2 separate regions of the Homo sapiens genome follow, and region 2 is linked to region 1. Evidence: chromatin contacts called from ENCODE Hi-C or POLR2A ChIA-PET data. All regions are on one chromosome and are shown on one strand. Each heading gives the region's core, a stretch centred on a gene start or an enhancer-like site at or near the end of the contact. The rest is flanking DNA. Distances are from core to core; before and after follow the strand shown. Region 1 overlaps LOC124901435 (a long non-coding RNA gene). Region 2 has its middle 140 kb from the start of ESR1.

Region 1 (2,855 bases), core at 32-2,531:
GGCAAATAGAAATAAGAGTTGCAATTATTGTGGTGAAGCGGTTGGAGTGCCTGTGGGTTTTTTTTTTCTTCCTTTCTTTCTTTTTTTCACATTTCCACAGGCCAACAGCTGCAGTGCTGGCTTTCCCAGCAGCCAGGACTCCTGAAAACTCCCTAGGTTTCTTCTGATGGACTTCCTGGCAACAAGGCATGGGCCCCTGATGCAGATATGCTACTTTGAGCTCATTGAAAGCTCTACTGTTTTCCCACAACTGTTCATTTGCCATTGGTATGATAGCATCCGTGCTAAATTTTTATTTTGGTATAAGGTTATGTCTCACACTATTTTATGGAGGGTGTTTCAGCCATCTACTGCTACGCAGCAAACCACCCCAAAAAGTCAGTGGCTTAAAACAACAATAATGCATTGTTTGTCATGATCCTGTGGGTCGACTGGGCAGTTCTGTTCATAACTGGAGTCCCTTATGTGGTTGCATTCAGCTGAAAAATTGGCTCAGGGGTGGGCTCCAGTGGGATGCTGGGATGACCAGCCTCTTACTGCATGTGGTCTTAGGATCTCTCTTCAAGACTAGCCCAGTCTTCTCTTCTTGCATGGCATCTGCATTCCACAGGGCAAGCCCCAGTGTGCAAGGGCTTACCAAGCCTCTGCCTGCAGCACACTTGCCAATGTCCCATTGCCCAAAGCCAGTCAGTTGGCCAAGCCCAGAGTCAGTGTGGGTTGGGGAAGGATTGCAAAAGGACATCAATACTGGAAGGTATGACTCACTGAAGACCATCCAACAGTCTATCCCAGAGGGAGGAAAAGATAAGTATTTGATTACAGTGATTTAGTCTAGAGATAAAGCCATTAAATATGAATACATGATGATTGGACCTATTAAGGGCCTCATATTAATATTAATAATAACTTATACATATTGATTTGATAATATGCTGGGCACAGGACTAAACTTTTCATATCTATGATTTTACTTACCCCTCCGACCAACTATAGGAGATTAGGACCATTGTTAACCTTCATTTTCTAGATGAGAGAACCAATGCCCAGAGGTAGAAGCAAACAGCCAAAGTGGGGTTCAGATTAGAGGCCAGTGAGTACACCTAGAAATTCCATGCCCTTAATACCCATGTTATCAGACTCCTATGCAGAATGGCATAGAGGTCCCCACTGTAGTGAAAGAGGCATGGCTTTAAAAATTCAGCTTTAACATTCAATTGAAGCCAATCAGCCTGATCCCCAAACCAGGAAGTCGGAGTGAACTCCCACAAACACAAAGCTCTCTGTTTGGCAGGCGTCTTTCCTCCTCAGCCAACTCACCTGGACTTCTGAGTCAGTGGCAGACGCCTAGGTACAGAGCAGTTCCCACTCCCGTGTAGGACAGGGCACAACCTGGTCAGATACCCAGCTTCAGGCCTGACAATGGGCCCCTCCAAAGAAGAGGCAGAATAGCATGGGAGAGAGAGAGCACAGCAGGGTCAGACCAGCCAGTGGTGGGTTAGGGGAAGATTCAATTACATAGAGCTTACAGTGTGCTCAAACACACCCTGGTGCATAAATAAATGGTGACTATTATCATTAAGATTATGGTTAGGGGAAGATTAAATTACATAAAGCTTACAAAGTTTTCAACACAGTCTCTGGTGCATAAATAAATGGTGACTATTATGAAGATTACGATGAAGTGGTTTGCAGAACTGTTTTGGAAACTGCCGTTTTCCTGTAACTCATCACACACTCTGAAAGAATCACACAGAGGATTCTACCATCTCTGCGAAGGACATCATTGCCAGCTTCTAAGGACTATTAGCAGAACCATGCGGACTATATATTGGCTTACATATAAGAAACCATAAAAAAAAAATTTAAATAAGCTAATTAGCATTAAAAAAGTGATTCTCAAAAGTGTGCAACCATGTTCCCCAAAGTCACAAATTATATCCTGTCAGTAGGTACAAATGTCAGCTCAACCTCTGCACTGAGGGTAACCAGATTGCATGGGTGAAGAATCACATTGAATTGGGTTCCTTTTAGTCCTAGTATTTTACTTAATTTTGTGTATTTTTGCTAAAAGAGAAAAAATTTGAAAACAAATATTAAGAGTCAAGTGTTTAAAGAGGCATGAACGTTTTGCAGATCTTTTTCACATATTTTACAAGTTTGGCATTTTTCACATTGCTACAACCATACACAATCAAAGTGTCATAAACATGACCGGCACTTGCGTTAAGTTTATAGAGGTGTTTAGGGAAGTGTTTTAGGTTACTTACTGTCTTAGCTCAGGCTGCCATAACAAAATACTATAAAATGGGTGGTTTAAACAACAGAAATTTTCTTCTTACAGTGCTGGAGACTAGAAGTCCAAAATCAAGGTGCCAGCGTGGTTGGGTTCTGGTGCTCTCTCTTCCTGGCGTGCAGAGACATAGATGCCTTCTTGCTGTCTCCTTACAGTAGAGAGAGCGCAAGCTCTCCAGTCTCTTCCTCTTCCTATAAGGGCACTAATTTCATCATGTGGGCTCTTCCTAACGACTTCCTCTAAACCTAATTACCTTCAAAAGGCCCCACCTTCAAATACCATCACATCTAGGTTAGGACTTCAACATATGAACTTTGGGGAAACATATTCTTTCCTTAACACAAATTCTTCCGGTTTCCTTAAATGCAATCACAACCAAAAGAAAACCATAAAAGATATGAAACCAAAATAATGCCCACAAATCATCTGTTCAATTCTCTGTTGCTTTTAGATATCAGGGTCCTAAAAAGAGGAAAATATGGCTAAGGAAGAGATGAAATGGGCAGCTGAAGGACCCATTAGAAGGTCTCTTTTTTCCAAAAGATAAAAATTACCGTCTTGC
Region 2 (2,984 bases), core at 143-2,642, 39 kb before region 1:
AGGCAGGCAGTACACCAATAAATAAATAAACAAGGAATCACCAAGTGAAGATCAATGCCATGTAAAGATGGAAAAACGGGTAATGTAAGGAATGTTGAATGGCTACTTTGGACCTGACGGTCAGGGAAGGACTTCGGAATTTAAAGTGAGAGCTGGGTAAGACAACAGATTCAGCCAAGTAAGAAGCTGAGGGAAGGGCTCTGCAGGAAGATAGGCTAGCTAGAGGAAGGCCCGGCCACGACCATCTTGGCAGCTCTGAGAAAATGCAAGATGTGCAAATGGCAGCGGGGGAGAATGGAGGAGTTACGGCTAAAGAAACAGGCCAGAGGCTGGCCCTGGTGGCCTTTGGAGGACCAGGTAAAGAAAGTAGATGTTATTCGAAGTGCAAAGTGAGGCCATTTTTCCTCCCTCCAATACTAAGTTTTCCCCATGCACTTACTCCCGTACTTTTGTCGTGGATCTAAATTTGCCTCCAACAAATCTTCCGTGTCTTCCATTTCTTCCCTCTCCCATGTGTCCTTCTCCCCAATGCAAATGTGTTTTACAATCTCTCATCCATTATAAGAAAAACCTTGTGTTGATTCTGCTACTCACTCCACGTCTCATTTATACTCATCTGCACTAAATTTCTTTAAAAGTACCCTCGTGATAGCAAACACATAGACTGTTTATTACGGGCCAGGCTCTGTGCTGGGAGCTTTCTGTTTCTGAACTCCTTCCATCCTTCCAACAGCCCTACCAAGTGGTTACATCATGATCTCCATTTTACAGAAACTAAGACCACATAGTAACTTGCCCAAGGTAACTCAGCAAGCAAGTGCCAACCCCAAGATCCACATTGAAACACTCCAGCACCTGAGTCCCTGCCCTTCACCCTTGGTTCGGACTTGATACCCCACCTCCCCAGGTTGTGCTGTTGCTCTCTCACACTTTAGAATCAGGCTTTTGCCTCCTCAGGTTTCTTGAGCAGGTTTCATGAGCAGGTTTCTCGAGGACATCATTGTCCTTTACTCCTCCACCTTCCTCAAATTCTCTGTAGGCTTGTTATTGAATACTTTCTCCATGGTGGAATTCACCCCTCCTGTACTTCCTCAGAAGCTCACATTTAACCCCTCTCCCCACTCCCCCAACACTACCCCCTTTCCAGAAACCAGCAACCCCAGCCTGGGCCGCAATGCAGCTGCTTTCTCACTTGTTCTGTTCTCCCCTGGATTCCCATCTCTCTCTCTCTCTCTCTCTCTCTCTCTCTCTCTCTCTCTCCCAGCTCCCAAAGAGCTTCCTACCACTGTTGTGAGTCGCCCCGAAGCACGGCTCTGGCCAACAGCTTGCTCAGAAATCTGCAATGGTTTCACATTTCCTCTAGAGCAAAGTCCAGATGCCTTTAGCCTGGTCACAACCTGCCTTTCCAAATTAATTTGTCATGAGTCAGCTTCATGTAACCTGACATGAACCCTCACTATTCTCATAAATGCCAAGTGCTCTCCATTCTCCTTGCTCTTCTCTCTACCTGGAATGGCACCCCCAATCTCTAAGTGGCCAAATCCTGCCATGTTCAAAGGCCAAGTTCAAATGCCCTTTCTCTAATAAAGTAGTGTTTCTGCTCTTTTAAATCTTTAACAGGAAAACCAAATGGAGAGGACCCATAGGAAACCCAAGTGTCTGGCTTATCCCACTTCTATGGTTTGAATGTGCACCCTCCAAAACTCAGGAGTTGCCAGTGCGATAGTATTAACAGGCAGGGCTTTAAGAGGTGATTAGGCATGAGGGCCCTTCCCTCATGAATGAAATTAGGTGCCCTTATAAAGGGAACTGATAGAGTTTTTCTGGCCGGGTGCAGTGGCTCACGCCTGTAATCCCAACACTTTAGGAGGCCAAGGCAGGCAGATCACGAGGTCAGGAGATCAAGACCATCCTGGCTAACACGGTGAAACCCCGTCTCTACTAAAAAATACAAAAAATTAGCCAGGCATGGTGGCGGGCGGGCACCTGTAGTCCCAGCTACTCAGGAGGCTGAGGCAGGAGAATGGCATGAACCCAGGAGGCGGAGCTTGCAGTGAGCCAAGATCGAGCCACTGCACTCCAGCCTGGGTGACAGAGCGAGACTCTATCTCAAAAAAAAAGAAAAAAAAAGGGTTTTTCCTCTTTTGCCCTTCTACCTTCTGCCATATGAGGACACAGTGTTCCTGTCCTCTGGAGGCACCATGCATGAAGCAGAAACTGAACTTTCATCCGACAACCAATCTGCTGGTGCCTTGATCTTGGACTTCCTAGTCACCAGAACCACGAGAAATAAATTGTTTTGTAAATTACCCAGTCTCAGGTATTTTTTATAGCAGCACAGAATAGACTAAGACACTCACTTAACATCTTTGCTACATTTTCATGATGAATATGCCTTTCTTCCACAATCAGATTATATGATCCTTGGAGTCTGATTTTTCTCTTCATCTCTTTGGCATTTTGCCCATGAATGCACTTAATATTTGCTGGCTGATTAATATGTACATACAGCAATATATGAAATACACATAATTTCTCTCTTTCCTGGATGATTCTTCCTCCTCACTCTGAAGGAGGAGGCTTCTATCTGAAATCCCTTTGTAATGAACTTGCTGTGGCTCATCAGCATATTTTGATGTCCATAGTAGACTTATGAGCAACTCCTTCTTTCCATAGAAATGCTTTGTCGCTGTCTTCCTCTCCCTGCAAACAAGGACTGGGACTACCATCCATTGCACTCTCCTAGCCCAGTTCAAGATCCTGTATAAACAGTCTCCAGGCAGTCACAGTTTGGATGACAAGATCTTCAGGGTCTTTGCAAGCAACATCCCTGTCTTCTTGAGTTAAATCTTAAGTTCCTGGCATCAGGCAGGAAGCCATGTAGATACAAAATTATAGAAGACCTGTGCTGGAGGGGAGTCTTAGGTATCAAATAGACCAGCTCCCTCACAAATGGGGATCCTGAAGTCTGGAAAGTCAAAATG

What was found. A loop is a pair of places that touch in the nucleus more often than their neighbours do. ChIA-PET counts read pairs that join two places held with the same protein, here RNA polymerase II (POLR2A). Pooled maps may share reads with other maps.
Region 2: a map of Calu3 shows a loop between it and region 1 (5-fold over the local background). The contact joins two enhancer-like sites. A Hi-C loop is called at or near these places in 3 of 168 maps with a recorded cell type or tissue (Caco-2, Calu3 and endothelial cell of hepatic sinusoid) and 1 of 50 pooled maps. POLR2A ChIA-PET finds 5 or more read pairs at or near these places in 2 of 52 experiments (HEK293T and HepG2).

What each region holds. Positions count from the first base shown.
Region 1 is chr6:151,628,445-151,631,299 of GRCh38, reverse strand. It overlaps LOC124901435 (a long non-coding RNA gene), which reads right to left. Exons shown (of 2, transcript XR_007059816.1): 1 at 1,318-2,855; 2 at 1-783. Among named protein-coding and RNA genes, the nearest start is that of CCDC170, 140 kb to the right of the region's middle. Within about 2 kb of position 1,281, at least 2 of the 41 ENCODE cell types and tissues checked have a DNase peak (open chromatin) inside an H3K27ac peak, as active enhancers do.
Region 2 is chr6:151,667,424-151,670,407 of GRCh38, reverse strand. It overlaps a transcript of ESR1 not described here. Among named protein-coding and RNA genes, the nearest start is that of ESR1, 140 kb to the left of the region's middle. Within about 2 kb of position 1,392, at least 6 of the 41 ENCODE cell types and tissues checked have a DNase peak (open chromatin) inside an H3K27ac peak, as active enhancers do.